Regions from separate parts of the Mus musculus genome. Here region 2 is linked to region 1. A link is a loop called in an ENCODE intact Hi-C map of the cell type or tissue named here. Cell type or tissue: heart. All regions are shown on one strand. Each heading gives the region's core, and the rest is flanking DNA. Links, peaks and the distances in the headings are about the cores only.

Region 1 (5,374 bases), core at 256-5,255:
ATGTGTGCCTAAGTGTGGGGTTCACTTCCTGTCAGAGCAAAGGCCACTCCACAGAACACCACGTTCTGACTCCAGTCTGGCTGGCTAGGCATGGTTGGGCCTGGTGAGAGATGCACAGTGGCTCATGGGACGTTCCTACTGCCCGTGTCTGCAGCCTCTCAGCTCACCATTCTTTGTACCTTCTTCGCCGTGGTCTTCACCTTCTACCTGATCCCTCTCACCATCTCCTCTCCCTGCATCATGGAGAAAAAAGACCTGGGCCCCAAACCTGCCCTCATCGGCCACCGAGGGGCTCCCATGGTAAGCACCCCAGAGGGTGGACCGGGGCAACAGCTGTTGCAGGAGAGGAGCATGTGGGAAATAAATGTCATGTCTGTGGTAGCAGATGTATCGCCAGCATAGAAGGACTTCCTGGTTTTGGTTTGATCTGCTTGAGACAAGCTGGGGTTTAAACTACCGCCAGCCTTCCTGCCTCTGCCTCCTGAGTGCTGGGGTTACAGGCATATGCCAGCACGCCCAAAACATAAGGACTTAAAAGCAAACAACAGGCTGGGGAGATGGCTCTGCAGGGGAAAGCACTTGCTGTAAAAGCCCGGCACACTGAGTTTAATCCCTGCCACCCACATAAAGATAAAGGAGAGGATGTTCTTCGTGTGCACTGAAGCATGTGTGCACATGCTCTCTCTCTCTCTCTCTCTCTCTCTCTCTCTCTCCCTCTCTCTCTTTCTCTCTCTCTCACACACACACACATGTATATACATACATAATGATAATGACTATAACACCACACTGACAATGTTTAAAAGTATTTATTTTCACTTTTATGTGTATGGTTGCTTTGCCTGACACCGTGGAAGCCAGAAAGGGGTGTTGGATCCCCTGAGACTGGATGGAATTACAGACAGTTGTGAGCTGCCATGTGGGCACTGGGAATCAAACCCAGGTCTTCTGAAAGAGCAGCCAGAACCATCTCTCCAGCCCCCAAATTAACAATTATTTAACATGACCTAATATCATAGTTATTTTTCCTTTGTCTCCAAAAATATCTTTCTGTAGTGCAGACTTTTAAAATCATGATCCAAATGACATCATGCAGCCCATCTGCTTGACACATGTCCCCCGAGTGCCTTTTCATCTGTGACAGCCCCTCCCCCAGTCTCCTTTGTGCTATTTATCTGTTGATGAAGCTGTCTCTAGACAGCCTCCCAAGCTGTGCATTTGGCTGCTCCATCCTGCGGTGGTGACTTGCTCATTATATCTGTTGTCCCATTTCTGAGATAGGGTCTCGGTGTGCAGCCCAGAATAGCCTGGAACTCACAAACCACCTGAATCCCCATCCTGAGTGTTAAGGTTACAGGTGTGTGCCCCGTGCCTGGGTGTGGCGTTCATTTTATGCTTGTTTGGTTTTTACCCTGACACAGGATAATTAGTGATGCATATTTGCAAGTCACGGTGTGGTTCTCAATTGTACAATGCATTATCCTCACACCGCAGTGATCCACCTGTCACATCACACCCTGTTTCATTGTGTTAGGAGCGTCCAGAATCCTCTCCTTTGCCTGTTTGAAAAGACACAGGGAGTTAGCATTTACCACTGCCACCCTATTGCAGTAGAATGCTAGAACCCATTCACATGGCCCATCATTTCCACCTGGTGACCGGCCTCCCCTCCCCCTCCTACCTTCTATTGATCATTATTCTGCTCTTTACTTCTGTAAGGTCAACTTTAAAACAACAACAAACAAACAAAAAACCCTCAAAACACCTTTTTTTTTTACAAAAAAATGTGGCATTGTGATGCCTCAGGACACGTGTGGAGATTCAGCCAACAATTTGCAGGTGACGGTTCCCTCCTACCAAGCAGTCCTGGGAATTAAACTCAGGTTGTCAGGTTTAGCAACAAGAATCTATACCTACTAAGCCATTTTGCAGACACTTTAGTGCTGTTTTTTGGGGGGCGGGGGGGGGTGTGGAGGCACGGATAGCCAGTGCTCTCTCCATGTCACTGTGAATGACTGTGTCCAGCCAGAGTCACCACGAGTGTGTTCCTGTGAAGGCTTCACAAATGATTGCCAGCCTTTTGAGTTGCCAGGTCTAAATCCAATCTCTGGTTTGGTGCTGACCTCTAGTGGTAGGAAGAGGTATGGCAATTTACTCTGCACAGGACCAAAGGAGACTCACTGCCCAGCTAGATACCCACAGAGAACAGTGATTCCCATATCCCCAAAGGTCTGAAGAGAGGGTGGGTCCTTAGGAGGGAGGATTCACCCAGGGTTGCAAGGCAGGGTCATGTAGCTCAATGGCTGGAGTCAACCTTCTGGGTGATGATCTGCCCTAGGGTTGCAAACTTATTGTTAGGTGTCAAGCATGAATTTGAGTCCATGTGCCAGTGTAGCGATGGAGAGATTATTATTATTGCTGTATAGATGAAGAAACTCATCACACCACAGCAACCCCATCCTCTCTCCTTCCCCCTCCAGAATCTCCCCCCAGACTGGGCTTTGAGATTAAGCCAGAAGGGACCAAGCACTCAGTCTCTGCCCAAAGCTACTGTAGGCCCACAGGCCTGTGGGGAAGGCCATTTGCTTCTAGAGTCTTGTTCAGTGCCTGTAATACAGCAAGGACAATGTGATCAGAGTGATTATTTGCTAACTCTGTTATTATGGCTGTGTCAGGCATTCATATTCATACGAGTCCATACCCAGCACACTGCCTGTCCCTTCCCCCCAAACCTCCATGAGGTATACATATTATAACAAATGAAAACATGGAACCTTGAAGCAGCTGTGTGGGTGCCCGGGTTCCCATAGCAACTCCACAAAGGAGCCAGAATGAGAGGCAGACCTAGCAGGGGGCACCTCCCACTGGCTGGGGAAGGGTCACCAACTGGACCCTAGCTCTGCCGTCACCAGTCCTTCCTCTCCAGCTGGCTCCAGAACACACAGTGATGTCCTTCCGGAAGGCGCTGGAGCAGAGGCTGTATGGGCTGCAAGCTGACATCACCATCAGGTTAGTATGGCAGAGAAGGGTGGTGGCCATTCTTCACCCCACCCCCACCTCTGCATCTGGGTCTCCTCATAAAAACCTCCTGCCCCTGGTGATAGGAGGGGGGATGAAGACTTGGATGATCACAACAAGCCAGGCATCCTTTTAGAGGTTTGTGCTAGACTCCAGAATAGAAAGAACAGACTACTGTCCAGTCAGGGTTTAGGTGTGGGGACACAGACCTGTTGGGAAAAAAATGACACCTGTGAGTCTCACGCCTTTCATCCCAGCACTCTGGAGACAGAGGCAGGCAGATCTCTGTGAGTTTGAGGCCAGCCTTGTCTACAAACCGAGTTCCAGGACAGCCAAGGCTACACAGAGAAACCCCATCTCAAAACAAACAAACAAACAAACAAACAAACAAACAAACAAACAAACAAACAGATCATATGGAAGTGATGTGAACATTTCCATCTCTAGATGCAGCATTTGTGTTAACACGAATGTCAACCAACGGGGAAACCCATCCCAACCTCAGGGGTAACTCAAAGGATACCCCTGAGGCGGAGAGAAGGCAGGGCCACCAATTACTGCCCCACGGGGTGTACAATATACAGCTACACCACATATGTGAGGTTACCACTCCTGGTGTAGACCACATAGATTATACGCCCCACGCCTCTCCATAGGAGTGGATAAAATTTCTTGAGGAACAGGGAGCGAGGGAGCCCTTTATTATTATTCTACACTAAGGAACTCTGTGAGCTGTGGCCAGTCCTGGTGGGTTATGAGGATGCGGGAAGTATGTGGACGTTGTCTAAGGGACCTGTGCAGGCACTGCTATCAATATGACATTTCAAGGACTTGGTTTGAGGCCAGGTTCCACCATTTAGTAGCCATGGACCTTGAGCTAAACGCTTCCTGCTTAGCCTCCGTTTTCCCCATTATCAAGCGAGGCAGTACTTCCCTTCTATCGTTGCTAAGTGCACAGACCCACTTTCCCCAGCCCTCCCCTCCCCAGCTGTCTTCCCCACTTGACCTTCGTAGAGAGCCAAGGACTTGTCCCTTGAACCCTTTGAGGTCCTCACTGGCCTAGGGGGGGATCTGCAGCTGAGATGGACACAGAACAGCTATGTCGTTTGAGGGCGGGGAGTAGGGAGGGTGGTGATGGGAACAGATGATATCTCTGAGTGGGCGGTGACAGTGATCCTCTCCTGCAGCCTGGATGGTGTGCCCTTTCTCATGCATGACACTACCCTGAGGCGGACCACCAATGTGGAGCACCTGTTCCCGGAGCTTGCCCGCAGGCCTGCTGCCATGCTCAACTGGACTGTCCTGCAGAGGCTCAATGCCGGCCAGTGGTTCCTCAAGGTTTGCCTGTACCTGGGCCTGCCTTAGGCATGGGAGACATGGAAGGCTCCTAAAGAAGGAGGCAGGTGGCCTTCAGCTCAGATGCTCCTGACCAGGCTAGCCAGTGACCCCCCCCTCTGGTCCCTTGCATCTGGACCCCATAGCTGTCACTGCTTGTGTGGGGTCTCTGTTGATTGGCTTTCCCTCTCATGGATGCTGATCTTTAGTAGACTTGCTGAAGCTGCAGATGCAGGGCTGGGGATGTAGCTCCGTTGGCAGAGTGCTCACCTAGCGTGTACCAAGCCCTGGATCCTTCCCTAGCACCACAGAACCCTGATGGGGTAGGGCAATCCCAGCAATAGAGATGAGGGTAAAGCGGAACAGGAGCTCAAGGTCATCTTTGACTACAGAGTGGACTCACGGTCACGCTGGACAGGCTCTAAGCAAAGGATTCACTTGGAAAGCGAGGGTGGGGGAGATAGGGCGGGGAACATAGAGGCAAATGTCAGGCACTCCTAAGACCCCTACTGGGCCACAGTCAATTGCTCAACATATCCACAGCCACTGGCAGCCCCGGGTCTCCATGCCCCATGGCCAGGAAGGAAGGCGTTTGAAAGCTCCAAAGACCTAATGATAGCATGCATGTCCCTGTTTCTACCAGACCGACCCCTTCTGGACGGCCAGCTCCCTGTCACCCTCCGACCACAGGGAGGTTCAGAACCAGTCCATCTGCAGCCTGGCAGAGCTGCTGGAGCTGGCCAAGGGCAATGCCTCGCTGCTGCTCAACCTTCGGGACCCGCCCCGTGATCACCCCTACCGTGGCAGCTTCCTCAACGTCACACTGGAGGCCGTGCTGCGTTCAGGCTTCCCCCAGCACCAGGTGGAGCCCAGTGGGTGACCCCTGCTTAGCCCCCTGCATCAAGACCTGTTCCCTTCTCCAGACTTCAGTTTCCCTGTTGGCGAAACAGGGCTGTGTGCACCTTATTTTCCTGACTGGCCCATTGTGGGGACAACAGATCCTTTGAATCTCTCAGAGGAG
Region 2 (5,374 bases), core at 170-5,169, 120 kb before region 1:
TCCACTTGGCCCTCTTCATTCTGGATACTGACTAGGTATTAGATCTTCTTCAGACAAGGCACATGGTTCCACCCTCAGGCACTGAGGGTCTAATGGCAGAATCGAAGTGTGAGGAGAGAGAGTCAGACAAGGGGTGAGCTTATGAGATGTGAACAAAGACCTTGTGAGCAAGTTTAGTCCACCCAGCCAAGTCTTCAGGGACAGGCAGGGAAGAGTATGTGGGGAGGTTGGACCAAGAAGCAGAAACCGCAGATGGAGGCAGCACCAGGAGGCTCTAATCAGCGTTAGACAATCAGGGAGGACTAGGACAAAGGTCACAGGAAGGCCCACCTTTCTGCAGGGTATCCTTGGAAGTTAAAGGCAATAAACCATTACTTCGGTTACCCTAGGACTGGGTGTGCCGGTGTCTTATACCCAAGAACTTGACAAATACAGTTCAGTTCCCAAGAGTGATCCTCTGTTTCTCTGCCCTAACAATCCCTGATAACTGCTATCCCCATTTTACAGGTGAGGAAACCAAGGCCCATGTGGTTCAGTAATTGCCCACGACCTCTCAGGCAATAAGCAGCACAGAAGGGAAGATCAGGCCAACCTGTCTGTCTCACTTCCAGAGGTTTGCGCTGTGGGGCCCCCAGGCCGGGAGGTAGAAGGAATGTTATCACGGAAGATCTGAAGCTGGCTCGGGGCAGCAGATCTAGTGGTACAGACTATCCATACCCAAGACAAAGAGCCGCCTTGTGGCCCAGAGGGACTAAACCCAGTCACTTTGCTAGCCTGTCACCTCCCTAGCCTCCATTGGAGGGGCCCTTTGTCCCTTGGATACAGCACCGTGAGTGTAACTCCAGCTGCCCTAGAGGTGGTGGGCACATGCCACAGAGGAAGGCTGGCAGAGATGGTAGAGCCACGCTGTGACTGCCTAGGGATAGTGAGGGCTCACGATAACCATGAGGGTGGCTCTGCTCATGGGAAACCCTGTCAAAATCAACCTGATTTTCAAAATCAATGCCTAATTTACAAAAGTAGGAAAACCAAATATTCAGCTAAACATAGCAAACTTCATTTAAGGAAGATTTATGTCTCAGCCCTCCTCAAGTATTCAAACCAAATCATAAATAATTTAAGCATGAGAATCCTGCAGCTTGGTGGGTTATAAATGTTCCATCACTGTTTACACACTTTGTTAAACCACCTCAGGTTCTTTAACTTTAAATGACATCTCATTTAACAGATGAATGGGGTGGCTTCGACACAGTGTGCCGCTGCTTGGGCCAGGGCCAGGCCAGACGCCTCTCTTCCCATAGAAGCCGGCAGACACACTGGGACAGACTTATCTCTGCTTCATTGACATCAGAACACCAAGAGTGGCAGCCATTCTCTAATATTTAAACTGTATATCTGCTTGTTCTTGTTTTTAATTATTTGAGGCCGGGTCTTCCTGTGTAGCCCTGATTGTCCTGGAACTCAACCAAACTGACCCCAAACTTACAGAGATCCGCCTGCCTCTGCCTCTGCCTCTGCCTCTCTGCCTCTCTGCCTCTCTGCCTCTCTGCCTCTCTGCCTCTCTGCCTCTCTGCCTCTCTGCCTCTCTGCCTCTCTGCCTCTCTGCCTCTCTGCCTCTCTGCCTCTCTGCCTCTCTGCCTCTCTGCCTCTCTGCCTCTCTGCCTCTCTGCGCCTCTGCCTCTCTGCGCCTCTGCCTCTGCCTCTGCCTCTGCCTCTGCCTCTGCCTCTGCCTCTGCCTCTGCCTCTGCCTCTGCCTCTGCCTCTGCCTCTGCCTCTGCCTCTGCCTCTGCCTCTGCCTCTGCCTCTGCCTCTGCCTCTGCCTCTGCCTCTGCCTCCCAAGCATGGGATTAAAGGTGCATGTTCACACCCAGAGTACATGTTTATTCATGTGACCCCGTACTGCTAATCTTTCCCCGGTCTGACTGGACGACTCACTCTCCAGAGTCACTTTCGACCCCAGATTTTACGTCTGATAAGATATTAGAGATGCTTGCTTGGTTTTTCCTTAGACGCATCAAAAATCAGAAGGTGGCTTTGGTTTTGTGTTTTGAGGTAAGATTTGATATAGCCCAGGCTAGCTTCCAACTTTTAATGTAGTCCAGGATAACCTTAAACTTGTGGTCCTCCTGCTGCCCCCGCCTTCACTGACAAGTGCTGGGGTTGGAGGCCTGAGCTTCTATGTCTAGTTTATGGAATGCTGGGATAGAGCCCAGGCTTTGCACATGCTAGGCAAACATGCTACCAACCAGGTGACAACCCCGATTCCCCAGAAGAACTCTTAAAATTATTTGTTCATGTCCTGATTGTATTTGAAATAATTTATAAACCTAATTTCATCACATGCTTTATATTTTAAAAAATTGCAAAGCTAATTTGTATACTCCAGTTCACCAAACTACCTTGAACTTTTAAGTCACACACTTTCCTAAAGCTAATAAAAAAACAAAGAGAGAGAAAAAAAAAAAGAAAAGGCATGTTTTAGGTTTATATAACTCATTTATAATCCTTTTAAATATGCATTTTGAGTGAGTGTGTGTGTGTACCACATGTGTGCAGGAGTCTACTGAAGTCAGAAGAGGTTTCAGACACCTTGGAACTGGAGTTAGAGACAGTCACGAGCCACCATGTGCGTGCTGAGAACTGAACTTGGGTTCTCTGGGAAAGTAGCAAGTGCTCTTTAACCACTGAGCCACCTCCCCAGCCCTCTTTTCTAATGTTTAAAAGTTTTCATTGCATTTATGTAGGTGTGCGCATGTATGTGCATGGACACGTACATTCTACAGCACACATGTGTAAGTCAGAGGACAGCTTGTGGAAGTTGGTCCTTTCCTTCCAACATAAAGGTCTGGAGAATGGACCTATGTATGAGTGTCAGGCTTGGAGATGGGTCACCTTACTGGCCTTCGTTTCTAACTAAAGTTCATGAGATTTAAAGTAGTTAAAGAGATTTAACTACTAAGGTAAAAAGTTTGCTGGCAGATCAATATGACGTTAGGTCCGTATTAATGAATAATGGCCTAGAGTGTTCAGTAGACTTAGAGCCAAGGCTGCACACACCCAGGGCACACAGGTCCCAACCCAGGCTCAAGGGCTGCTCTTGTGTATGAGCTTTGTGTCAGCAGGGGGCGCCAATGTCCTGTCAGTGGGCGAGGGCTGGCAACTAAGGCCCTTCACAATGCCTGAGTTTCTTTAAGATCATACCCAGGTCACCCAAAAGATCTAACAGACTTCTGAGTCTCTTCTAAGCCCAGCTTTTACCGTCTCTCTGGCCCAGCCCTGAGGGCGTTAGTGCCATGTCTGGGTTCTGCATGTCTCCCGGCCTTGCCTGGCCCTCTCTCTTCTCACTCTTAGTTTTCCTAGTGACAGCCTGGCCAGGGCAGCTGCCTAACTATGGTGCTGAGATAGAGGCTGTGCTGGCCTTCTCCTACCCCCGTGTTGTTCAATGATAGCATTGGGGACAGGATAGACAGGCCACTTACATTGCCACTGTGCAGGCTGCTGAGTCAGAGGTCCCCGGGTGACTCGAGATGCTAAATACAGTAAAGAGCTTGTAGATCAAGCAGGCACTGCAGAATAAAAATGTGTGTGTGCGTGTGTGCGTGTGTGTGTGTGTGTGTGTGTGTGTGTGTGTGTGTGTGTGTGTTGCTTCTAATTAGATAATCATTCTACTGTCTAATGATGGCCATGGTGCAAAATGCTGTGTCCCTGCCCGCCAATCATATATTTCTGGGTTACTATCATTGCAAACAATAAATAGATGACAAGCCTGACACCCAGGGAGTTAAACCATAGTGAGCCAAGGAAATATCCTGAGGTAGGGATGGGCTAGGAGTATGTCAGGGAGTAGAGTATTTGCCTAGATCAATTCTCAACACTGCATTAAAAACAAAACAATGTGGTGACAACACACCTGTGTCCCTAAACACTCCAGTGGTGGAGGCAGGAGGCAGGAGGCAGGAGTTCAAAGTCAGCCTGGACTACCAAGAGACCTTATTTTGAAAAAAAGAGAAAGAAAAAGAAATAAAGACAGAAAACGAGAAAGAAAGAAAGAAAGAAAGAAAGAAAGAAAGAAAGAAAGAAAGAAAGAAAGAAAGAAAGAAAGAAGGAAGAGGTGGTCTCAGTAGATTTATCTCTAAGAAGCAGAAGGGCTCAGTGGTACACCAAATACTTGCCTTGTAAGACTAAACTCTGAGTTCCGGCCCCAATATTACCAAAAGAAAAGGGAAAACATAAAATAAAAGAAGCAGGCAAAAAAAAAAATTCCTCTAACAGCCTGACCAGGATCCTGGAGAGCTGGCTCAGCACTTTCATTCATTGTTCTTCCATAGGATCTGGGTTAGATTCTCAGTACCTACCACCTGCAGCTCCAGTTCCAGAGGGTCTGACTCCCTCTCCCAGCCTTCTTGGGCATGGCACACATGTGGTGCACATACAAGCAGACAGACAGACACTAAACACACACCAAACACACACACACACACACACACACACACACACACAGCCCCTGTCAGGGTCTGTCAAAATGCTAACAGAGTTTGTTGTTATGAAGTATAAATGAATAATACCAAGGAGTGTTTTGTACTGAAGACTGCTGTGAGCCAGGCCCTATGAGAAAAAATTCACAGACCTCAGAAGTGGAAAGATCTAGGCTCCAGTTCCTGCAGGTACCTCAGCTCCTCATTGCTAGCTCTCTGCAGACCTCAGCTTCTAGCTCCAACAAGCAGGGTGGTAGACCCCTTGCTGTGTGTCTCACATCCATGAGTTTCACCGGGCTTCTGTGTTGCTGGCATGAGCTGTAAAAAGAAGGGATTTGAAAGGAGGAATGTGCTGAGATGGCCAGGGTCTGTGACACGGGCTGAGCAACGCCGCTCTTAAGTGGCAGCTGTCAGCCTGGCCCACACAGAAAGTGTGTGCACTGTAGACCAGAGGGCTCAAGATTGGCTAGGTCTGAGTTGGCAACGTTTGCCTCAGGTGGCAGTGTTTGTGCATGCTCTCTGCAATGAGGGTAGACCAAGGGATGGGGCAGGTGGCTGCAGTCAGCCACACAAGGCAAGAATCCCCTGAGAGCTCGAGGGAGGAGCTCCAGCACTTGGATTTGGAGAATAAACCCAGGATTCTGGGAGTAAGTGAGTGCAAGAGTCTGAGGGAGTGGACGTGGGGGTAGAGAAGGGGGACCAGGGCCTGAATAGGAAGCCCCAGCTAGTTGTCTACCAAAGGCCTGTGGGGGGGGGGGGTAGACAGTATGGGGCACACTGGATGCAAAGAATCAAAGAGTAGTCATATTTAAAAGATTCACTTTATTATGATGATGATGATGATGATGATGATGATGATGTGTGGACTGTTCTAAATGTGAATAATGAAATAGTCTTCC

What was found. Hi-C counts contacts between places; a loop is a spot of excess contacts. Peaks named below come from ENCODE experiments on the same cell type or tissue, not always from the same donor. Only the 100,000 strongest peaks of a DNase experiment are listed, where the experiment ranks them.
Region 2: it touches region 1 in a loop (4-fold over the local background); 21 of 42 quality-filtered maps call a loop at or near these places.

The regions. Positions count from the first base shown.
Region 1 is chr7:99,448,788-99,454,161 of GRCm38, forward strand. It overlaps Gdpd5 (glycerophosphodiester phosphodiesterase domain containing 5), which reads left to right. Exons shown (of 18, transcript NM_201352.3): 10 at 155-300; 11 at 2,927-3,009; 12 at 4,206-4,356; 13 at 4,997-5,215. Among named protein-coding and RNA genes, the nearest start is that of Klhl35, 15 kb to the right of the region's middle. In heart, for the core only: a CTCF peak has its summit at 2,140 (motif pointing left); a DNase peak (open chromatin) is centred at 2,075; H3K27ac peaks cover 489 bases.
Region 2 is chr7:99,329,857-99,335,230 of GRCm38, forward strand. It overlaps a transcript of Map6 not described here. Among named protein-coding and RNA genes, the nearest start is that of Serpinh1, 21 kb to the right of the region's middle. In heart, for the core only: no CTCF peak of the experiment used is centred there; a DNase peak (open chromatin) is centred at 3,135; H3K27ac peaks cover 503 bases; H3K27me3 peaks cover 467 bases.